Regions from separate parts of the Homo sapiens genome. Here region 1 is linked to region 2. Evidence: chromatin contacts called from ENCODE Hi-C data. All regions are on one chromosome and are shown on one strand. The core of a region is the stretch at or near the end of the contact, and the rest is flanking DNA. Distances in the headings are between cores, read along the strand shown.

Region 1 (6,697 bases), core at 3,948-6,447, 540 kb after region 2:
TTTACCCACAGGTATCTTATCTACAGGTATCCACTCTATCGTGCTCTTAAAGCATGATTGGCCAGGCATGGTGGCTCATGCCTGTAATCCCCATATTTTGGGAAGCCAAGGCAGGCGGAATGCTTGAACCCAGGAGATTGAGACCACCCTGGGCAACATAGTGAGACCCCGTTTCTACAGAAAAAAAAATTGTTTTAATGATGAACCACCAGAATAAGGCATAAAGATACAAAACTAGTGTTAATTATAATTTTAAAGTTAACACCCAGTAATAGCAATTAGTTATAATTATGGTAATTTATTTTACATACCACGTTCAAAATAAAGTGGTTTTGGATGGGCGCAGTGGCTCACGCCTATAATCCCAGCACTTTGGCTAGCAGATCACCTGAGGTCAGGAGTTCGAGACCAGACTGACCAACATGGTGAAACCCCATCTCTACTTAAAATACAAAAAAAAAATAGCCAGCCGTGGTGGTAGGTGCCTGTAATCCCAGCTACTTGGGAGGCTGAGGCAGGAGAATTGCTTGAACCCAAGAGGCGGAGGTTGCAGTGAGCCAAGAACGCGCCATTGCACTCCAGCCTGGGCGACAAGTGTAAAACTCCGTCTCAAAAAATAATAATAATAATAAAAAAATAAAGTGGTTTCTATACTAACAGATTTTTAAACATAAAACAATGAAAAGAACCAAGTATTTAATCATATCCACAACATGTATTTAAATATTTAAAACATTTTTATTTACTATTTATTAACTGCAGTTACTAATCAAGTTCACCCAAAGCAATAAAAATATCAAGAATTTATTTTAACAAGCTGGCTAATACATAATATATTTAAAGTTATAAAACCTGAATATTCCAGAGCAGGGGTACTAAACATGTAATAACAGTACAGATACACACACTGGAAGAGTGTAAATTTTTTCAAGTTCTTTAAGTGATTATAATAGGCATTAAAAATAGAAAAAAATCAACACATAAACTGTAAATACAATTTTTTATATTGCAAAAGGAAACCAAGTTCTCTTATTTATTTATTTATTTATTGAGCCAGAATCTTGCTCTGTCGCCCAGGCTGGAGTGCAGTGGCACGATCTCAGCTCACTGCAAGCTCTGCCTCCCAGGTTCACGCCATTCTCCTGCCTCAGCCTCCCCGGAGTAGCTGGGACTACAGGCGCCTGCCACCACACTCGGCTAATTTTTTGTATGTTTGTTTTTTTAGTAGAAACGGGGTTTCACCATGTTAGCCAGGATGGTCTCGATCTCCTGACCTCGTGATCTGCCGGCCTCAGCCTCCCAAAGTGCTGGGATTACAAGCGTGAGCCACCGCGCCCGGCCCCAAGTTCTCTTAATTAAAAAAAAAAAAAAAACATGAAAATTATTTTAGTGAACATCTGTTGTTTTTGCCTGTCCAGCAACCAATTGCTCTTCTCCAGAAAGCATCACCTCAATTTTTCTTTAGGAACTGTCACCCACCCTTAACTCAAATGGTTTCAAACTATATTCCTCTCCTTCCCACTCCAGGATAGGGACAAATTCCAAGCCTAGCCACACAAAGCATTCCATCACTCTGGCCACAGGGACTGCCTCTAGGATGGGCAAAGACCCAAGTCAGGTCAATGAAACTACCATACAGTGGTGCGCTGGAACTGTAGAGAAAGGGAAATTCTCTTTCTTCTTGGGTTTCTGAGGTTGAAGGAAGTAAGCCTAGTGCTGGTATTACAATCTTTCCCAGGGAATCTGACTCCAAAGCCTTACTTTTCCACACTGAATCCCAAATATGCAAAGGGAACTAGTGGTTACCTGGTAGTAAGAGAAAAGATAAATTAGGACTTTGACTTTCAATATTGTATTTTCGATAATGTTTCCATTTTCCAAAAATAAGCATATTACTTCAATAATAGGAAATTTAAAATGTTTAAAAATATTGCCCGTGTTTTCTTCTCAAACATGCTTATTCATATTTCAATATCTTAAAAGTATTAACAATTTTCTCATAATTTACCAAAGCACATAGAATATCCATCTAAAAACAATCACCTTCTTCTCCTGGCACAAAATAAAGCTATTACAATATTTTCATTTTTAAATTATGAGTGGGAGGCCAGGTACAGTGGCTCACACCTCTAATCCCAGCAATTTGGGAGGCTGAGGCGGGCGGATCACTTGAGGTCAGGGGTTCGAGACCAGCCTGGCCAACATAGTAAAACCCCATCTTTACTAACAATACAAAAATTAGCCGGGCGTGGTGGCGCACGCTCCTGTAATCCCAGCTACTTACGAGGATGAGGCAGAAGAATCACTTGAACCCCGGAGGCAGAGGTTGCAGTGAGCCAAAATCGCGCCATTGCACTGTAGCCTTGGCAACGAGAGTGAAACTCTGTCAAAAAGACAAGACAGAGCGAGACTCCGTCTCAAAAAAAAAAAAAAAAAAAAAGACAAGAAAAGAAAAGGGAAGGGGAGGGGAGGGAGAAAGAAAGGGAGAAGAAAGAAAAAAAGAAAAGAAAAGAAAGAAAAAGAAAATATGTGTGGAAAAAACAGTTGAGTAAACCTTTTTAAAAAAACTGGTTCTAGTGGCTAGGCATGGTGGCTTGTACCTGCAATCCCAGAACTTTGGGAGGCCAAGGCGGGAGGATCGCTTGAGTCTGGGAGTTCCAAGACTAGCCTGGGTAGGCCAGGTGTGGTGGCTCAGGCCTGTAATCCCAGCATTTTGGGAGGCCGAGGCAGGTGGATCACCTGAGGTCGTCAGGAGTTCGAGACTAGCCTGGCCAACATGTAAAACCCCATCTCTACTAAAAATACAAAAATTAGCCAGATGTGGTGCCGCGCCTGTAGTTCCAGCTACTTCGGAGGCTGAAGCAGGAGAATTGCTTGAACCCAGGAGGCAGAGGTTGCAGTGAGCCGAGATCACACCACTGCACTCCAGCCTGGGCAACAGAATGAGACTCCGTCCCCACCCCTCAACAAAAGGACCAGCCTCGGCAAAATGGCTGAACCCCATCTCCATTTAATTAATTAATTAATTAATTAAAAACTGGTTCTTATTTTAAAAGGGATACACTAAACAACTGCATATGGAAAAAATGGTTAATGTTCAGCAAGTGCTGCAGCCATTGTAAAAATGGCTCAAGAGATAAAGCTAACTTTAAAGACTGAAGGTGGCAAAATTGGGTTTAAAAAAGCTTTATCAATTATATTAGTCCTATAACTCTGAATAGCATAAGATCTGAAGGAGTTGGTCAGTTAAATATTTCAATTATAATTATTTTGCATAATATTGCATTATGGAGAAATTTCATATCGTTTTATTCTTTTGTTGTTGTTTTAAGAGACAGGGTATCGCTCTGTCGCCCAAGCTGGAGTGCAATGGTACGATCACAGCTCACTGCAGCCTCAACCTCGAGGGCTCAAGCCATCCTCCTGTCTCAGCCTCCCAAGTAGCCAGGACTACAGGCATGCGCCCAGCTAATTTTTGTGTTTTGTAGAGATGGTCTTGCCATATTGCCCAGGCTGGTCTCAAACTCCTAGATTCAAGGGATCCACCCGGCCTCCCAAATTGCTGGGATTATGGGCCTGAGACACCACACCCAGCCTGTTTTATTCTTAAACACAGGAAAGTTAGTCTCAAGATGCACTTCTTAGGAATGTAAACAATCTACTGAATATAGTAAATATAAAGGAAGACAGCAATAAACACTTTTGTTCTCTTGCATTTATTAGCTTCTATTAGTTTCTATCATTCTTTCCCTTTCTCCTCAGGCACACAAGCCACTCCAGAATATTCACTTTTTGTTAATATTATGTTTTATGGCTCTCAGTAAGGACACTCAGAAGATGTCAGAGACACTTGCTTGATATATTAGGTAGCCAGAGTGATGTTCTTAAGTGGAAGAGACAATCAGGGACAAACCAAGGATTGGGACAAAGAGTAGCTGGAGGCAAAAGCCACCTTCCTACAGACAAGTGGCAATGGGTTCTAAAGTTTTTAGGATAAGGCAATATTCAAAAAGCTCATTACCTGGTCCACACCAGAAACACAGTAGGTGGGTCATTCTGGCCAACACCTTTGTCTCAAGATACTGACGTTTATTATTTGTCATATGGTCCAATGAAACCTAAACTCTCCTACAGCTATCCACACCGAACTTGTTTCACCTCATGAAATGCAAACTCCTTTCTTATACTGCTCGATCACTTCCCTACGTGCCCCAAAGGGATGTTCTAATATAAACAAAGGCATATCAAAGAAGCCACCCAAACAAGTGAGATAGAAACATTTATTGATAAATAGGAAGAAAATGGGCGTTTCTAAGGTACCACAGGAAAAATAAAATATTTTACTCTAGTCCCTTAGCTATAAGATATTTATTCTACTTATATTTACTAATGGCCACCGTATTTTTTAAGACATGGAAAATTGGAAGGTAAAGAAACCATCAACCATAAGATTACAGAGAAGGCAACTTGAAGAACAGTTTGTTTTAAACTGTTCTCCCAACATTCACATAGAGTCAATAACATCTAGCTCTTTCTCAAAACAGCCTATGGCCGGCCAGAATGCGACGGTGAAAACAAAACAGGGAGAACGTAATGAAAACGGGAAGGCGCTGGAAAAGATAAAAACTGAACAGTCCGAGTAGCCTGCACTTTGTATTTCTCCTTTGAGTCCTCACTGATTTTCCACTTATTTCGATTCAGTGGTTAATATTTCTCCGTATTAGAAATCCATCTGTGAACTCCCGCACCCACTTCTAACCACATCCACAAATTCCAGGAGAGCCAGTCAAGGCTACCAGAGTGTCCCAGTCGCCTGTGAGGAGGGGGGCGTCGGCGCCAAGTTGCGAACCCGGCACTGGGAGAAGTTCTCCCGGGACGGGAGAAGGGACGGGTTGGGGTGAAGGAAAGTGGAGGACGGGAGGCAAGCAAGACTACGGACTCCTCTCCAAAAGCTGAGCGCATCAGGGAGAGACAGGTATCCCGCCAGACCCGAGAAGTAGCCGGATGCCCGGGGCGGACAAACGGCCAGCCACGAAGCCCAGTTCCCTAAGGCTGTCTCGCCAACCCCCTTCCCCTTCGCCTTCCCTAAATTGCTGTCTCCTTATACCCTCCAGAGTCCAAGACTCACGCGTCCAAACACGAGCTCCAGCAGCCTCTCGGTCAAAGCCGCCCACCTCTGACAGCCATAGAGATGAAACAGCGGAGACAAACCTCCACCCCCTCCGCCCACTCTCACGTGACTCTCCTAGCCGCTGGGCCTGTCGGGATCGTGGAGACAGGCGTGTGGGAGGGGCACAGAGGAAAAGGAACGGGGAGGGGCGGGGAAATCAACGCGCCACGCCCCAGCCTCGGGCCCCGCCCTAGCCCCGTCACTCCCCCTTACTCCCCTCAGCGTTTAGGCGGGAAAGCTGGAGAGCTCCCAGAAGCTCTCGGGCATTTCTTCTGGTTTTTTTCCCCTCCACAAGGGTCATAGGAATCTGTTGAGAAATTTACTGTGGCTTGTAACACCTCCTCGGTACCCGTTTTCGTGTTGGCTATGTTGGCTAAGCAAAAAGGAGTTCGTGAAAAGAAAACTGGACCACAGTGAGTTGGAAATTGTTTCTTTCCAACTCCGTTTAGGTTTTCTCAGAGATTAAATGTTCCTGTTTCATAACCTTGAGACTTTTTTGGATTTAGAAACCCTCACCACTTCCTCTGGTGGATGATTTTGTCAGGTGTTTTATTTGCAGACTAATATTATTGCAGAGTTTATAATCTCTAGAAGCCACTTAAAAACATGTTTTCCCTTGAAGAATGTGTTTTTTGTTTGTTTGTTTGTTTGTTTGTTTTGAGATAGAGTTTCACTCTTGATGCCCAGGCTGGAGTGCAGTGGAGCGATCTCGGCTCTCTGCAATCTCTGCCTCCTGGGTTCAAGCGATTCTCCTGCCTCAGCCTCCCAAGTAGCTGGGATTACAGGCATGCGCCACCACGCCCTACTAATTTGTATTTTTGGTAGAGACGGGGTTTTTCCATGTTGGTCAGGCTGGTCTGGAACGCCCGACCTCAGGTGATCCGCCCACCTCGGCCTCCCAAAGTGCGAGGATTACAGGCGTGAGCCACTGCGCCCGGCTGAAGAAGGTGTTTTTATCAGAAAAATGGGATGGCAAAGGATCCTCACCCCTGCTGTGGAAATAGGATGGAAATATGACTATAATACCAGAGAATTTTTTTGGGGGGGGGGCAGCGGGGTGTTGGTTGGTTGTTTGTTCGTTTGTTTTGAGACGGAGTCTCGCACTGTCGCCCAGGTTGGAGTGCAGTGATGCTCACTGCAACATCCTCCTCCCAGGTTCAAGTGATTCTTCTGCCTCAGCCTCCCGAGTAGCTGAGATTACAGGCACGCCCCACCACGCCCGGCTAATTTTTGTATTTTTAGTACAGACGGGGTTTCGCCATGTTGGGCAGGCTAGTCTCAAACTCCTGACCTCGGGCGATCCTCCCGTCTCGGCTTCCCAAAGTGCTGGGATTAACAAGTGCGAGCCACCTCGCTGGTCCCAGAGAACTTTCAAATAATTTTTTTTTCCCAAGAATTTACGTAGCAGAGCTGTGGAAAAGGCAACAACCATGGAAACAAAGCCAACAAAACCATCCCTGGGGTAAATTGTGAAGTAAGCAGAATCAACTCTGTTTTCTCCATTTCTTCTCAGACCCAACTAACCTA
Region 2 (6,379 bases), core at 124-2,623:
CCCCAGCCCCCAACCCGGCCCGGCCGAGAGGAAGGAGCCAGCCCCGCCGGGCCGCCGCCTGCGACTTCCCCTCTGATCCACAGGTGCCGGTAAACAAAAGTGCCGCAGCTACCCCCCCGCCCCCACCCCGCGGAGTTCGGCCCAAGGTTACGCCGGGGTTCGGGCGGCGCCCGCCGGGGGCCCCCAAACCCAGCTTCTGGACTCTCCCCGGCTTCTCAAGCCCACCGGGCCGGGAGCCTTCCTCTGGCTCCGAGCTGCTCCCCTCGCTCCAGGCTGGATTCCCCCCTGAAATGTTGGTCCGGGAAAACCAGCCTGGGTCCTCGCGCGCCCTTCTGCACGGGGACCCCAGCCCACCCCCGTACGGACACGCCTTCCACCATCTCGCCTAGAAGGCTGCTGGGACCCCAGACCCAGAGCCCCGGTCACACTCCCGTCCCATGCTGTCCCCCTCCCGCAAAGCCCACGGTGGGAACAGAGGGCACCGCGCGAGCCGATGCCACCCTCACTGCCGGCCCCACCCAGACCTGCCGGTGCTGCAGTGCCCCGTATGTGCAGCCTGCAGCATCCCAGCGGCTGGGGCAGGCCCGGGGGCGGCTCGCACAACGCAGCTGGGGACCGGGTCGGGGTCCAGCGGCAGCCGGGGTCCGGGTCCCCCCGGCCCCGCACCCCTTCCCACTCCCGGCCCGCAGGGGAGACCCCGGAGCGCGCGACCCCGGAGCGTCGGGCAGGTGTGGAGCTGGGGGTCCCGGGGCTGGGGGGTCCCAGGGCCGCCGGCCCGGGCCGCAGGGACAGGGGAGGGGCGCTGGGCTGTGACCCCCAGTACTGTTTACTTTCCGTGTAATTAGCCGGCCAGGCTGCGGAGCCTCGGGCTGCGACGTGCGGCGGCCGCTCCCGCAGACCCCGGAGCTCAATCCCCGAACCCGCAACCCCGGGTCTCTGCCTTGGCAGCCCTGCGGACTCACGTCTCGGAAGCGGTTCCAGTGCTTGATCTTGCCGCTGTACTGCGAGATGGACGACAGCCATTGCTCGTCCTCCATGAAATTGCCGGGGGTCTCGCCCTCCTTGAGCCCCTTGGCGTCGCCTTCGGCCAGGGCTGCCGCGGCCAGGAGCAGCAGCGGCAGCACCAGCCGCCCGCAGCCCGGGGCGCGCATCGTGGTCTGGGTTCGACCTGGGGGGGTCTTGACTTCTGCAGTATTTTAATGTCCTTCCTCCCACCCCGCTGCTGGCGAAGCGCACGCGGCTGTCCTCAGCTCTCCTCCCGCGGTCTGCCTCCGGTGACTGGCGGAGAGTGGGTCGCGGCTGAAATGTGACCTGGTTAGGAGATGCACTTGTCTGAAAAAGCCCAGCACTGGACGCGGAGAGGGAGAGAGAATCAGAGAGGCTGCGCCAGCAGGGGCTGTAACTGTAGCATCAGCATCACGTTTGACATCATCATACCTGGTTTAAAAAAAAAAAAAAAAAAGGAGTGGGTAGATTTCAAAGCGAAGCGCTCCCTCGATGAGAGCGCCAAACGCCAGCCAGCCGCAGCGGGGCCCAGCCCCGCCTGGCACACAGGGAGTTGCAGACCAAGAAATCCAGAATCCCGAAATGTCCCTGAGCTCCCTCAAAGGATGGAGAGCAAGAAGGGCCCCAGGATCTCCCCGGGGAAGATGGGATGGGGGAGAGGGCACAAAACTCTCCGGTTACAAAGCCAGCCAGGCTCAGGTGTCGGAAAGGGAATTTGGCCAGACACTGTTTTTCTCCCCTTGCCTCCCACCCAGAGGGGCCTGCGCCACAGCCCTGACAGCTGGCTTCCTGCGAGTTATGGCTCTACCGTAATGGGTGGCTTCGTTAAGACAAAAGCCGTATAACAACTGGCTGCTCAGAACCATTGCTCCCCAGCGGCACCGCGTTGCGCAAGGCAAGGCCTGAGCACTGAGTGGCTGGTGAAACAGAGGCAGATGTCCTCCTCCCCAGGCAGCTGTTTAGGGGCTGTCACCCGTTTTGTCAGCTCTTCCCAGGACAACCCTAAAAGGCAAATGTCTGACCATTTCATCTGCCTTGGAGGCTGCAAATTTGGAAAAGGCATATTTGCTTATGGTTTTTTGACTTCAAGTTAGTTTGAATAAGCCACTGGGGAAGCCGGGGAGTGGGGGGCTGGGGTGGGGTGCTGGTTTTGTTTGAGGTGTTTCGGGTTTTGTTGAAACTGCGACCCTCCTTATTGGCTGTAGATTTAAATGTTGACATACCAGCGGGGAAGGCTGGAGGCTGGCCACAGTCCCAAGAGCACAGCAGAAATGGGGACAGGTTTACATTACAAATACATTAAAGAGGAAACATCATCTGATGGGACAAAACCTAGTGAACTTTTGGGACCCAAGCCCTAGATTGTGTTTTTATAAAAAGACTTAGCTGCTGTGATCTAAAAATAAAATAAAAATTTAAAATGCTTTAAAAAACATAATCTTAATCAGTAGGAAAAAACATAGCTTACAAGGTTCCTTGTCACCCTGAATCTGGCCTATCTGGGAACTCTGAATGCCTCAGTGGCTCAGGCCGGAGTCTCGTTGGGAAAACAGAAAACAATAGCTCCCTTTCCATGTTTTCTTGTTTCCTTTGCTGTTGGATTTAGTGGTGGTGCTGCAGTGAGGCCCTGGCCATTGACGTCTTCATCTCACAGTAATAAAGCATTCTTCCTGGGTGTGTCCTGGCGCTGTACAGTGAGAGAGCACGGCTTGCTGTCGTGGAGACTAGAGGACAGAATCCCACTTACTGGCTGGATTCTTGAGCAATTACCTATTTTCTATCTAAAACTAATGGTAATACCATCATTAAAACTGCTGTAAAGTGCAAGCAAAATTACATACTAAGTGGGCATAATGGGCATTTTTTTAAAAAGTTAGTCTTTCCTCTGGTTGGGAAGAGAAGGCTACGGTGTCCCATAGTTCTGAAGATTCATCAAAATTTGCCATCTTTTCCACCATCTCAATCCTACAATCCTAGTTTTTTGTTGTTTTTTTTTTTTTTGTTTCTGTTTTCGTTTTTAGCAAAGCTAGCTATATATCTCTAAGGCACTTAGGAGATAGGTACCAGATACCACAGCTCTCCCATTCCTGTGCTATCTTAGGGGCTTCCAGAGTTACCAAAGTTGCTGAATAAAGAGTTTGGAAAGGTGCTGTCAAGATGCCCATCAATATGACAATAGCTGTCTCCAGACTCTGAGGGTCAAAATGGCTCCCACAGTCCCAGGTAGCTTCTCCAGTGGGACTTGCCTTCTGTAGCACCTTCAAGCTGGGTCAATACTAGTCCTGTGTCGAAAGCTAATCAACAACATTCCAGTCCCATTAGTGAAGCCAATAGTAATGCTATTTAGGAAGAAGAACCCAAATTTCCAGATGACTGGTGTAAAACTTGTAGGAAATGGCCAATAGTTTTAGTTTACAAAGAAGAAAAAAAGGGCCAGGTGTGCTGACTCACACCTGTAATCCCAGCACTTTAGGAGGCCAAGAGGCAGGAGGATGGCTTGAGCCTAGGAGTTCCAGACCATCGTGGGCAACATAGCGAGACCCTATCTCTATACAAAATTTAAAAAATGAGCCACGTTGCACATGCCTGTGGTCCCAGCTACTCGGAGGCTGAGGTGAGAGGACTGCTTGAGCCTCGGAATTAAGGCTACACTGGGCTAGCATCGTGCCACTGCACTCCAGCTGGAGAAACAGAGCGAGACTCTTTCTCAAAAGAAAACAGAAAAGAAGAAAAAGAAAAGGTTTTTCAATTTTTTTTTTTTTTTTTTTTGAGATGGAGTCTCACTCTGTCGCCCAGGCTGGAGAGCAGTGGTGCGATCTCGGCTCATTGCAACCTCCGCCTCCCAAGTTTAAGGGATTCTCCTGCCTCAGCCTCCCGAGTACCTGGGATTACAGGTGCCCGTCCCCATGCTCAGCTAATTTTTGTATTTTTAGTAGAAATGGGGTTTCACCATGTTGGCCAAGCTGGTCTTGAACTCCTGGCTTCAGGTGATCCTCCCTCCTCAGCCTCCCAAAGTGCTGGGATTACAAGCATAAGCCACCACACCCAGCTTGGTTTTCCTCATGTTTGAAAGAATTACTGGCAGGTTAGCCTTTTCAAGACAATAGCCCCAAACATGAGGAGCTGCTGCTAGGTATATGTATTAAGTGGTACATATATTTTACACATTTTTCTGTTTGCACTTAATATTTAGCAATTCTAAAATGGAGAAGAGAAACCTTAGTTTCCTCATAAGAAACCCAAATTGAATACATCGAGTTTCGCTCTTGCCCAGGCTGGAGTGCAATGGCGCGATCTCAGCTTACTGCAACCTCTGCCTCCCAGGTTCAAAAGCAAATCTCCTGCCTCAGCCTCCCGAGTAGCTGGGATTACAGGAACGCACCAACACACCCGGCTAATTTTGTATTTTTAGTAGAGATGGGGTTTCTCCATGTTGGTCTGGCTGGTCTCAAACTGATCTCATGTGATCCATCCGCATTGGCCTCCCAAAGTGCTGGAATTACCAGCATGAGCCACCGTGCCTGGCCTGAATGTATCTTAAAATCCATTTAATTCCATTTCTAGATGACCCCACAAGCACAAAAAGATAAACACACAAAGATCCAGAATTGTTCATAATAGCCCATCCTGGAAACCAATTCAATGTCCATTAGCCAGGAACCACCTAATTAAAGGATAAAACATACCTGTAACAGACTATTGTGCAGACATTACAAATAATGATGTAGATCTGTATCTATTAAAGACCAATGTGATCCACTATGTATTGCTGGGTGAGAAAAGCTCGTTATATAAGATCATATATAATAGGATCCCATTTGGAAGTATAGTATAGTATAGCCATTCTCAAACTTTCTGGCGTCAGGAGCCCTTAACACTAAAAAATTATTGAGGACCCCAAAGAACTTTTGTTTCTGTGAGTTATATATATAGTGATATTTACTGTATTTGAAAATCAAATTAAGAATTTAAATTTATTTTAAAATAATAAATGTACCCATTTCATATTAACAGAATATTTTATGAAAAACAACCGTCTCTACCGCTCCCCCAAATTAGTAAGAGAGTGGCACTGTTTTACAGTTTTACAAATCTCTTTAGTGTCTGGTCAGAAGAAGACAGAGTCTGGCATAAGCTTCTGCATTACAGCACGTGTATCCATTGCTGGGGCTGCCGTAACAAAGTACCACAGACTGGGTGGCTTCAACAACAGACGATTATTTTCTCACAGTTCTGGAGGCTCAGAGTTCAAGATCAAACTGTTGGTGGGTCTGGTTTCTCCTGAGCCCTCTCTTCATGGCCTGCAGGGTGGCCGCCTTCTTGCTGTGTCTTCGTTTCCTCTGTGCACACACTAGTCTGGTGTCTCTGTGTGTCCAAATTCCCTCTTCTTATAAAGACACCAGACAGATTGCATTAGGGCCGACCCTAACAGCCTCACTTTAACCTAATCACCCCACTAAAAGCCCAATCCCCAAATAAACAGTCACATTCTGAGTTACTGGGAGTTAGAGCTTCAACATGTAGATTTTGGGTGGTCATGACTCAGCAGCAGGTATAAATGAAAATAGCCAGTAAGAGCACAGTAGAAGCACTGGCAGCAAACTGAGTTAATCTCTGAAAACACATATATTTATACCCTAAATCTATCAATTTACAATATTCTAGAAAACAAAAGTACACACACACACATTCTACTAATTATCAGAGTGATGTCACCATGTCACAGAGCCTCTGGAAAACTCCACTGAACACTCGTGAGAGAATGAGTTAAAAAGGCACATAGCACCTTAGCGTTCTTATGAAAACAGTTTGGACCTCCTCGTAGGCATCCCCTAAAAGGTTCCTGGGGACTCCTAGAAGTCCAAAGTCCACACTGTGAGAGCTGCTGGTACAATCTATATGACTTAAGGCAATTTTTTTTTTCCTTTTTTTTTTGAGACAGGGTTTCACTCACTGTCACCCAGGCTAGAGTGCAGTGATGTAATCATGGCTCACTACAGGCTTGCCCTCCTGGGCTCAATTGATCCCACCTCAGCCTCTGAAGTAGCTGGGACTACAGTCGCATGCCACTATGCCTGGCTAATTTTCTTTTGTGCTTTTATTTTGGTAGAGACAGTGTCTCACCATGTTGCCCAGTCTGGTCTTGAACTCCTGGGCTTAAGCAATCCTCTTGCCTCCCAAAGTGCTAGGATTACAGGTGTGAGCCACTGCCCCCAACTTTAAGGAAAATTTCTTAACCTTGTTAAGCCTCAGTTTGTAAAATGGGGACAATATTACCTACTTAAGTGGGCTATTGTAAAGATTGAATTAATGCACAAAAAAATAACAAATGTGAACACTCCACTAACATTAGCTATTATTTGTGAAAAATTTC

What was found. A loop is a pair of places that touch in the nucleus more often than their neighbours do. Pooled maps may share reads with other maps.
Region 1: a loop to region 2 is called in a pooled map, with 4 times the contacts of the local background. The contact joins the promoter of MICU1 here to the promoter of SPOCK2 in region 2. A Hi-C loop is called at or near these places in 6 of 50 pooled maps.

What each region holds. Positions count from the first base shown.
Region 1 is chr10:72,620,882-72,627,578 of GRCh38, forward strand. MICU1 (mitochondrial calcium uptake 1) reads right to left here and starts at 5,198. Exons shown (of 12, transcript NM_001195518.2): 1 at 5,129-5,198. RefSeq lists enhancers at 4,965-5,502, 5,053-5,202.
Region 2 is chr10:72,087,178-72,093,556 of GRCh38, forward strand. SPOCK2 (SPARC (osteonectin), cwcv and kazal like domains proteoglycan 2) reads right to left here and starts at 1,374. Exons shown (of 11, transcript NM_001244950.2): 1 at 963-1,374. The coding sequence starts at 1,151.